2 separate regions of the Mus musculus genome follow, and region 1 is linked to region 2. A link is a loop called in an ENCODE intact Hi-C map of the cell type or tissue named here. Cell type or tissue: left cerebral cortex. All regions are shown on one strand. Each heading gives the region's core, and the rest is flanking DNA. Links, peaks and the distances in the headings are about the cores only. Region 1 overlaps Virma (vir like m6A methyltransferase associated). Region 2 overlaps Tmem67 (transmembrane protein 67).

Region 1 (5,382 bases), core at 306-5,305, 530 kb before region 2:
TATTCAAAATATTCTTGATTGATTGATAGCATGTAAGTAATTCGTTTTTTCTTATTCCTTCCTTACCCTATATAAAGGTCAGCAGAAAGACCTGAAATGGAACCTTGCTGTTATTCAGCTTTTTTCTGCTGAAGGAATGGACACCTTTATTCGGGTTCTGCAAAAACTGAACAGTATTTTGACGCAGCCTTGGAGGCTCCATGTGAACATGGGGACTACCCTGCACAGAGTCACTACCATTTCAATGGCTCGCTGCACGCTCACTCTGCTTAAAACTATGCTGACAGAGCTCCTGCGAGGCGGATCCTTTGAGTTTAAGGACATGCGTGTTCCTTCAGCACTTGTTACTTTACACATGCTCCTGTGCTCTATCCCTCTCTCAGGTCGTTTGGATAGTGATGAGCAGAAAATTCAGAATGATATCATAGATATCTTACTGACTTTTACACAAGGAGTCAATGAGAAGCTCACGATCTCGGAAGAGACTCTGGCCAATAATACTTGGTCTTTAATGTTAAAGGAAGTTCTCTCTTCCATCTTGAAGGTTCCGGAAGGCTTCTTCTCAGGACTCATACTCCTTTCAGAGCTGCTGCCTCTTCCCTTGCCCATGCAGACCACGCAGGTACCACTTCATATCACATGCATCTTGTCATGACTGCAGTAGCTCCTTAGTAATGCCAGGGATGCTGGTCAAACCCAAGCAAGCCTTCGTCCTCCTCCCCAAAGACAGAGTAACTGAGCTGAGGGTGAGATGAAACTGAAGCGAGTTGGAAGTGTGGGGTAATGTTTGAAATGCCTTTTGTGAAGCGAGTTTTATCATGTTGTTATGTATACTTGTACTTATGTTTTCCTGTTACTGCAAATCTTTTTTCTCCCCTTATCATGTTTTTAGAATTTGCAAATTAGATCGCTTCATCAATGGACTCTGCTCAACTGACTGCCAACCTGAGAACAATACTTTTTTTTAGACCTGTTGGATTCAAACAATTGTTTAATTGTAATAGTGTAATAGTGAATTATGTTTTAAGCATGCAGTAAAGGTGTTCTTTTTATGACAGTTCTTCCTGAACAGTTTTGCGACTATAATAAAAAAAAAATCTATGTACACACACATTATACTTTTTTAACAGGTTATTGAGCCACATGATATATCAGTGGCACTCAACACCCGAAAATTGTGGAGCATGCACCTTCATGTTCAAGCAAAGTTGCTCCAAGAAATAGTTCGTTCTTTCTCTGGCACAACCTGCCAGCCCATTCAACATATGTTACGGCGTATTTGTGTTCAATTGTGTGACCTTGCCTCTCCAACTGCTCTTCTGATCATGAGAACTGTGTTGGATTTGATTGTAGAAGACTTGCAAAGGTATTTTCATTCCACCTTAAGAAGTTTTCCTCAAGTTACTCTTGACACAGATAACCTCTTTTACATAGTTTGGAAACTAGGGTTTAGTAAGCCTAGATAACATGTGGATGTATAAATACACACACACACACACACACACACACGCACACACATACTATAATATATGAAAATTATTTTTTTAGAATGCTTTATCTTCTCATTTCATGTGTAAGTCATGTTGAAGGTCTTGATTGGGGTTTTTACTTAAATTTCATTATAGCATAATGCTTGCTTGTGTGCATGTACATGCTCATACATGTATGGTCAGGACTTTATATAGTTGCTTTTTTCTTTCCTTCTGTATGTGGATTCTGGGGTTGAACTCAGGTCATTAGGGTTGTTCTATATGAGTACCTTTATTTCCTGAGTCACCTTCCTGCCCCAGTTTTGCAGTTTTTAAAAGGTGAAGTATAAAGAACTACTCTGACTTGAAGTATATTATTGAAATCCTGAAATTATAAAATTTTGCAGTGACTATAAGCTTCTGGAAAAAAATCATTATATCAAAGGAATGAGGTGTATGTTTTATACAAAATTTGTGTGAATATATAGAAAATATGAAATTGTGTTTAAAATCAAGAACCTTGTTTACTGAACATATTGATTTTATTTCAGCACTTCAGAAGATAAAGAAAAACAGTATACTAGCCAAACCACCAGGTTGCTTGCTCTTCTCGATGCCCTGGCTTCACACAAAGCTTGTAAATTAGCTATTTTGCATCTAATTAATGGAACTATTAAAGGCGATGAAAGATATGCAGAGATCTTCCAGGATCTTTTAGCTTTGGTGCGCTCTCCTGGGGACAGTGTTACTCGCCAGCAGTGCGTGGAGTATGTCACATCCATTTTGCAGTCTCTCTGTGACCAGGTATTCATTGCTTTTATTGTCATCGTTTGTGTTGGTGTAACTCCTGTCTAGTAATTTTGAGAGTAAACAATGCAGCTTGCTCATGGTGTATTACTTTTGGGTTATTTAGGAAGTTTGGTAAGTAGAGGAAAAGCAAATTAAGTTGGTGCATGGTAGTTTTATTTGGCTTAGCTTTTGGGTCTCTGAGAAGATTTTCCTTTTGTAGTATTTTTGCCAACCTGGGTAATAGCTTTTATGCAAAAGTTTCAATACTTTTTATGGCTGATTAATATTTACTGTGTTACTTTTTTTCCTAAGTACATCATTTAGTTTTATAACTTTGACTTTGGTTGAGTTAATTTGTTGGTGTCTTGTAAGGATGACTTCTTTGTATGGTTAGTCTTTTGTATCCCTGACTAGCCTCAAACTTGCTAGGTAGCCATGGCTGACCTTTAATTCCCGATATTAATTCTCCCGAGTCCTAGGACTGCAGTGTGTGCCTCCAGGCCAACTTTGTGAGCACGGCTTGGAGCAGCAGGAGTCACTGCAGTGAATATTGCAGCGATGCTTGCAGCTGCTTTCCATGCTGTTGACTTGTTTATAGGGTCATGAGACAGGGGTTCTCCTTCCATTGTTTGGAATCTTTAAAGAACATTTCCATGTAGTAACACATTTTTAACTAGTCAGAAGGCTCATGCCAGCTAGTCATCAGATGTGATTTTTTTTTTCCCCCAGAGAGAATATTTTTACTAAGAGCCTGTGTTGGCTAATGAAAGTGCAGTTTGGTTACATTGAAGACTCGGGCACTTTTGCTTGTGGCTTGTTTTCAGAAGTGGTAGATGATAACTGTGGCCCTGGTTGAAAGCTTAAGGCCTCTGTGATTGGTGCTCATTAAGTAACTGAGTCCCAGGACTGTTGACCCCTTGCTGCCCTTTTCACTCCCTTCTGATGCAAATCTGTATCTACACGCCCCTGAAAGCCCAGGAGACTTCTGAACACTGCTGTATGTGTAGTTAGCTCCACTTGCTTAACACTAGAAAACTTGAGGGTTTCTTTTTAAGATTTATTTATTATATATGAGTACACTGTAGCTGTCTTCAGACACACCAGAAGAGGGCACCAGATCTTATTGCAGATGGTTGTGAGCCACCACGCGGTTGCTGGGATTTGAACTCAGGACCTCTGGAAGAGCAGTCAGTGCTCTTAACTGCTGAACCATCTCTGCAGCCTGAAAACTTAAGTTTTAAAAGTTAAAAATTAGAGGGAGACATTTAACTGGAGATTGTGCCTAAAGTTTGTTTGCTTTGTCCATGCCTTTTAATGAAGTTTTAAATTCTGATGTTGATAAATTTAAGATTTTAGCCAAAAAAATTTATTTCTAGAAGCCTCTATAATCTAAAAAGGAGTGTGAATCAGTTAATAGTAGACTGATTTAAAGTATTTTACAAAACAAAAGCAAAAACATTTTAAAATTGAAACTCTGTCCTGATCAGTTCATTATAAAGGTCATTCTTTTTCTTTTACTGTAAAGTATAAATATGTCAGCGAATTTCATAAACACATACAATGTGTTTTGATCAATTCCACCCACCAGTTCACCCCAGTCCTAACTCTTGTCTCCTTGCCATTATTATCTTGCAATCTTGTGTGTTCCTCCCCCACCCCCAACCTACTGAGTCCATTTAGTGCTCCCAGCATATACATGAGTGTAGGGCCATCTCACACATCAGGGGCTACCTCCCTGAAGGAAACTGACTGTCCCAGCAGATGACAGCATGTTTGCATATACTGTGCTTTGCTCAGCCCTCCTCTGCTCCTCTCCTGCCACACTCCTGCCTGGATTCATACCCTTTGCCTGCGTGAGTCTTTGTTCCATCTTCACATCTCATGTAGTATTAATATTATGTTCCCCAGGCCTCTTCCCTATGTGAGTGCCAGTGCTTGTAACTGCTGAGCCCCCAACAACATTTTAATGAGCTTGTTGCTAAGTATTAGTTGGCGTGTGTTCAGAATCAGTGGATGGTGATACTCATTTGGAAATGTTCTCCCTGCCCCCAGGACATTGCACTCATTTTGCCAAGCCCTTCTGAAGGTCCTGCCTCTGAGCTTGAACAGCTCTCTAACTCCCTACCAAGTAAAGAGCTGATGACTGCAATCTGCGACTGTCTGCTGGCAACTCTAGCCAACTCTGAAAGCAGTTACAACTGTCTGCTGACATGTGTCCGTACAATGATGTTTCTTGCAGAGCACGATTATGGATTGTTTCACCTGAAAAGGTAGGCTTTGGAGATTTAATATACTATGCCCCACCCACCCCTCATTTAGTTAATCCCTACTTAATATTGAAGGTTCGAAGTATGACCTCTTTCACAGGGAAAATTTTGTTTGTGGCTGAGTCTCATTGGCAGATAGTAATGGATTTTACAGTCTTTTCTGTCTGAGATCTACTTTCTGAGACTTATGAGTGGCACTGTTATAAGTCTGCATAAGGATTTCTGGGTGCACTTGAAAATTTATTTCGGGCCGGGCATGGTGGCACACGCCTTTAATCCCAGCACTTGGGAGGCAGAGGCAGGCATATTTCTGAGTTCGAGGCCAGCCTGGTCTACAAAGTGAGTTCCAGGACAGCCAGGGCTATACAGAGAAACCCTGTCTTGAAAAACCAAAAAAAAAAAAAAAAAAGAAAAGAAAAGAAAAGAAAAGAAAAGAAAACTTATTTCTTTTGGCTAGGTATCTCAGAGTGGGATTACCTGGTCATGTGGTAGGTGACTGTTTAAGGAATCTAAAGCTGCCAAGGTGTTTTCCAAAGTGTATCTCCTATTTGCTCCATTTGCATTAGAGTCCCAGTGACTACTTAGGTTCATCAGAACTTGGAGTCATCAGGGTTGTTTTGTTTGTCTTATTGACATGGCGCCTTCCTGTGTTGCTCAGGTTGGCCTCAGACTCGTGGGCTTCAGCCCTGCAGGCTCAGTCTCCAGAGTAGTTAGGATGAGAGACATGAGAGACATGCCACCATGTCCTGAGAGACATGAGAGACATGCCACCATGTCCTGAGAGACATGAGAGACATGCCACCGTGTCCTGAGAGACATGAGAGACATGCCACCGTGTCCTGAGAGACATGAGAGAC
Region 2 (5,382 bases), core at 95-5,094:
GAAGGAAGCGAGCTTGCAATTGTTCTATGACCTGAAAATAGTTTTCCTAACTTAAACTCCAGACAAATCAAAGGCAACTTTCTTCTTCATCTTCTAGCTGTATGAGAAAGATCCAGAATAGTCAAAAGATTAAAAGTTTTCACCTAAAACCAAAGTGTACCTGTAAATCAATCATGGGGCTCCCGATGCGCCTCTTCCATCCCGCTGTCTTCAAAAGAGATGATAGCACAGCCAGCCCACCCAACACACCCAACGCAATCTAAACAAAAAAGAAGACAGAAAAAACAACATTTAGAATACACTTCCTCTCATTGGTACTGAAAACCCCTGTAAACCGAAAGTGACATTTTCTCAAACACTGAAGGGGGAGCGCTTGAAATGACATGGGAGCTGAGAGAGATTCCATTGGCTAAGTTTGGGGGAAACTGAGCAAGAAAAATGAATAGCAATAGAATATAAAATCACCCAAATTAAATATCCATGAGATCATACTGACTTAAACAAAAAATTGAATAAATAATTTGTGAGGGCAAGGGTAAAGTTTTGCTTTATAATAAAGTTCCAATTTATGAGTTCAGAAGAAAGGAAAGAAACACAGCAGGCAAACGCCACCGCCGGGATGCTTTCTGCAGACAGGCATCCCAGTGGGCACCAGGGTTAGAGGGCAGCAGCTGTAGAGATGGCTCAGGAAGTGCTTGCCGCACAGTTGGGTCCCCAGAACCCATGTAACACCCACATAAAAAGCAGTGTCCTGTGACTGCAGTCTTAATGCTGCAGAGGTAGAGATCGAGGATCCTTGAAGCTTGCTGGTCAGCTAGACATGCCAAATCTGCGAGCTCAAGGTTCAGTGAGAGACTTCTCTTAAAAAAGAAAAAGGTCTACAGATCTATAGAATCTATAGATTCACACACACACACACACACACACACACACACATTTGACTCCAGACACTGAGCAAGGCCTGATACATTCCTTTGGCATCTTTAACAAAACTACACAAACTCAATTTAATCATGGGAAACTTCCAGAAAACCCAAATTGATGGTCAAAAAATGCTAACAAAGTATCATGGCCATGAAAGACAAAGAAACACTGGAGCACTGTCACGAACTGGAGGACATATGGCAGATGTGACAACTGAAAGCACTGTAAAATCAGAAAAGCGATAGAGACAAACTTGTAATCTGTAATAGCAAACATTATGCAGGTAGGTCTACGTCACTGTCAATTGCCTGGTTACTATCACTGCATCATAGGGAAGCCAGGACAAAAGCACATGAAAATCTACTTTCACAACTTTACTAATGTTCACATTTTAAATCTGAAAAATGAATGTAAATATTTAACAAGTTAAAAGGTACTCACATCTGTGTGCACAGATGCGTCTCCTTGATTCATCTCATACTTCACTGAGAAGGAAATCTGGGATTGTAAAGAGAACAGATCAGTCAGACTAAAATTCAGTACCATACACCTATGTTCATAATAAATTTGTGGCCAGATCTTGCCAAGAGCGCTATATTTTTAACGGTCCCTATTACGGATGTTGGCCTTTATTCACACAGAGAGAGATGCTTTTTTTGAGAACTTTTACACTTCACTAAATTTCTCTCTTGAACATGCATGAGAGGAAAGAGGGTTTCTTGGGAACCCAGGTCTCTGGCAGTAGTCCAAGCCAAGTTAATCAGGTTTCACTTCCAGACAAGCTTTTGTTGCTAAGACATATGATTGACCTTGTATCACAAGTTTATCAACCGTCCCCTAAGAAGGCAGAATACTCAAATGTCTGAACAGGAATCCTGTGGACTGCATGGCATTACAATACAAGAGAAAGCACTGGTGCTCACAGAGACCAAAGGGACCGTCACAGGCCCTGTGCGGGCTTAAGCTGGGTCCTCTGCGTATGTTATGGTTGTGTAGCTGAGTGTTCGTGTGGGACTAACAGCGGGAGTGTGTGGGGGAGATATTCCTGATGCTTTTGCTTGTGCTTGGGACTTTTTCCTCCTCTGTGTTGCCTCACTCAGCCTTGATAGGAAAATTTGTGCCTGCCTTTTTAAAAGGTAACTGAGGAGGAGTGCATCTGGAGAAGAGGGGAGGTGTGTGGGGGACTGGGAAGAATGGAGGGAAGGGAAACTGAAAAAAGATACAGGAGACAAAACTGGCGTATGAGAGGTGGGAGAGGCAGTTCCTTTGGCTTTCTCAGGGTTACAGAAGAGTGAGTTCGGGGAAGGATGGCAGAGTCAGGAGTGCATTGTCAGAAGTAGAGTACCAAGGTAAAGATGGCTGACCTTCCTGGGAGATTTTCAGGGAAGACCAAAGTCAAGCTCTGGAGTGGACGCAATGAGTGAAGTGGTTGGGAAGTGGAAGGAAAACAACCAGTGCAGGCTGAGGAGCTCGCAACACCGAGGAAAGAGCTGGCTGGCTGTTAGCTGCTTTAGTGTGTTTTTAAGGTGAAGTACCCCAAGAGTTTTATAAGCGAAGGAAAGGATCTATCAGAGATGCTGTCTGAAAGGGACATCACACAGGCACAAGGTTAGCTGAGGAGGGGACAAACAAGACCAGGAGACAAGGTGCAGAGTCCTTTCTTAGGTGGTAAAGAGGAAACCCAAGGGAACTATTGTTGATTGCTGACCTGCTTGGTGAGTCAGGAAGTGGACCCAGCTGCTGAGGCTACCGAGGACATGTCACATATGTGAAGGACAGCTGGGTGCTCAAAACTCAAACACAGCCTTTGTCAGGGCTGTCATAAGGAATGTAAGAGGACATAATTATACTTTAATTAAAATGTATTATAATTTAAAATTATCAAACAACTGTATATTTTCCATTTACAATAAATTTGAGGTGAGCCTCATCAAATCAAGGTAGTTCATTACTCTAAATTTCTTTTTCTTCTATCTTTAATATTTATTGATTGATTGCGTGCACGTGCATGTGCGTGTGTGTGTGTGTGTGTGTGTGTGTGTGTGTGTGTAGGGGCACATGCATGCCATGTCACATATGTGAAGGTCAGAGAGGACCACTCTGGGTGGTCAGTTCTCTCCTTCCACCATTAGGCTCTTCTGGTTTTGGAGCTGTGCTGTCCGGTGTCTGCGGAGCACCCTAACCCACTGAGGAACCAGCTGGCGCTCCTCTTTTATTTCTTATATTACAGTTTCTCAAGACTTAGTTTGTAAACTATGGGCAATAATAATATTTAAAGAAAGAGTGCTTGTGTTAAAATAAATGTACTCACTAGGAAATTTTAATGCAGGATCCTGTAACTTGGCATGTTTCTGTATTGTCTTCTCCAGTACTAGTGTATGTAAATCCAGTGAACAGAAACTGATCTGACCTAATTGTTTTTAGTACTACAAATGAGGAAAAGGTCTCATGTACGTTGTATTATGTCCCTCTTTTTGCAGTGGTTCTCAGCCTGTGGGCCATTACCACCGCAGGGGTCTCATATCAGTTTATTTATTTCCAATTCATAACAATAGCAAAATTAGTTATGAAGTAGCAACAAGAATGATTTATGTGTGTCTTTGAGCCCTACCTATGGCAGAGAGGGGGCTCATACACTCACATACACTCACACAACATGAGGAAGTGTATTAAAGGGTCGCAGCGTTAGGAAGGTCAAGAACCATGGCTCTTTTATGAGAGCCTGGTCACAAGCAGGGCAAGAGCACCACACCTGCTAAGCAACACAGAAGACTATTAATATAGATAATAATAAAAAGCAGAATGACAGACATGAAAAGTTATTAGTGAGTGCTGGTGATAAGGAAAGCTTGTTTCCTTCTTCCCATGTCCCAGAGGACAGGTGATCTACAAATCTCCAGAAGAAAATAAAGCACCCAGAATTTCCTGTTTCACTCTGTCCCTCTCTCGCTCATCTGTCCTCCGAGCAGGAATGCTCTCTCCGAGGGACGGACCGAGGGAGGCACTGGCCATGTGTGACCAGGGTTTTCCAGGGTTATTCTTTGGTACAGCCTGCCTTTTGGGTGTACGAGCTCTCTGTCCTTCATAGGTGGGCCCTCTTGGACACTGAGGGCCTTCACTCTTTAGTGAATCAGGGCTGCAGGTCCAAACTTCATTTTCTGGTTCAACTTTATCCTGCTAGTTACAAAGCTGATGATTTTCATCTGTCTGTCTGTTGAATCATCTCTATCAGCTGCTGATAATCCTTCCACCGAGACACGGAAAGAATGGCTCAGTGGTCAAGAGTGCATACTGCTCCTGCAGAGGACGACCTGAGTTCAATTCCCAGTTCCCAGGCTGAGTGAGCCATCGTCAATTCCACCTCACTGCAGCTCAGTTACAGGGGAACCTAATGGCTCTGGTCTGCATGGGAGCCTGCCATCACTTGCCGCCCCTCCCCCACTACACATATACTACTAATAAAAAAAAATGTCATTCACTATTGTTTTTTAATATTCAACATCCTTAAGAGCTCAGCTTCTCTCTTTTATTAGACACCAATAATTAAGATTTGAATATATAAGCAAAGGGATTTGTTTAAAACTTTAAAAAATATTACCTTTTGACCAGGATAAGCTACAACAACATTTAAGTAGTATTTATAAATACAAGGGCACTGAATAATGAAGAACTCACCTTCGCAGACTGGCTATGAGCATTTTTGATGTCAATGTCACTGTAGGCAATGGTAAGTAGGGGAGTGTATATGTTTCCATTTTTTGTGTTGGGTACAAGGCGTATGCTGTTAAAAGAAAATATACTCAAACTTGTAAATATATTTAACATTTTAGGCATATATCATTTCTTTTTAATTTGTATAGACTGTCTTCATGTTTTAGTAAGGACTAGAGGAGGCTCTGTATAAGCTAAGAGTTAAACCATAGTTCATTCTCATTGGTTAAAAACTTTAATACTAAAGTATACCCCAGGAGACAAGATCTAGGCTCTGAGATGTACATATGAAATAACAGAAGCACTATGAAACACACTTCAGGAACATCAGAAAGAGCTATACTACATGACACCTAAACAAAAGCAGATAAAGTGTGGATTTTCAGATAAGAAAGATGAATTTTTACCAAAACACATGTTACATTTAGTTTTGTTTCAGTATAACTTGGCAACTACAGAGTATTAGTACCATAGAGTTAGTGAGCCCAAAAAGAAAAATGCCAGCATGGCCTCACCAAGGACAAGCCTACCCTGATTAGGTTTGATTTCATCTTTATTAGGAATTCTACTCTGGCAGACTGAGCCCATGGTGAAGCACAGTGCACATGGGTGTTAACATGAAGTACGGGAAAGCTCCCACAGTGCCCAACTCATACAACTGCCATGAGACCAAACGAACAGCGAGAAAATGATGAGCACATGAAGTGCTTCCCGTGTAAAGTTAATGTGTTCACAGCATACATTACA

What was found. Hi-C counts contacts between places; a loop is a spot of excess contacts. Peaks named below come from ENCODE experiments on the same cell type or tissue, not always from the same donor. Only the 100,000 strongest peaks of a DNase experiment are listed, where the experiment ranks them.
Region 1: it touches region 2 in a loop (3-fold over the local background); 2 of 42 quality-filtered maps call a loop at or near these places.

Annotation. Positions count from the first base shown.
Region 1 is chr4:11,526,518-11,531,899 of GRCm38, forward strand. Virma (vir like m6A methyltransferase associated) reads left to right here. Exons shown (of 24, transcript NM_001347055.1): 13 at 78-622; 14 at 1,131-1,366; 15 at 2,021-2,273; 16 at 4,311-4,528. Among named protein-coding and RNA genes, the nearest start is that of Gm35693, 30 kb to the right of the region's middle. In left cerebral cortex, for the core only: a CTCF peak has its summit at 3,353 (motif pointing right); no DNase peak of the experiment used is centred there.
Region 2 is chr4:12,057,156-12,062,537 of GRCm38, forward strand. Tmem67 (transmembrane protein 67) reads right to left here. Exons shown (of 28, transcript NM_177861.5): 14 at 4,600-4,705; 15 at 1,366-1,422; 16 at 161-259. It overlaps Gm52723 (a long non-coding RNA gene), which reads left to right. Exons shown (of 4, transcript XR_003955369.1): 4 at 4,157-4,606. Among named protein-coding and RNA genes, the nearest start is that of Gm52723, 13 kb to the left of the region's middle. In left cerebral cortex, for the core only: no CTCF peak of the experiment used is centred there; a DNase peak (open chromatin) is centred at 2,007.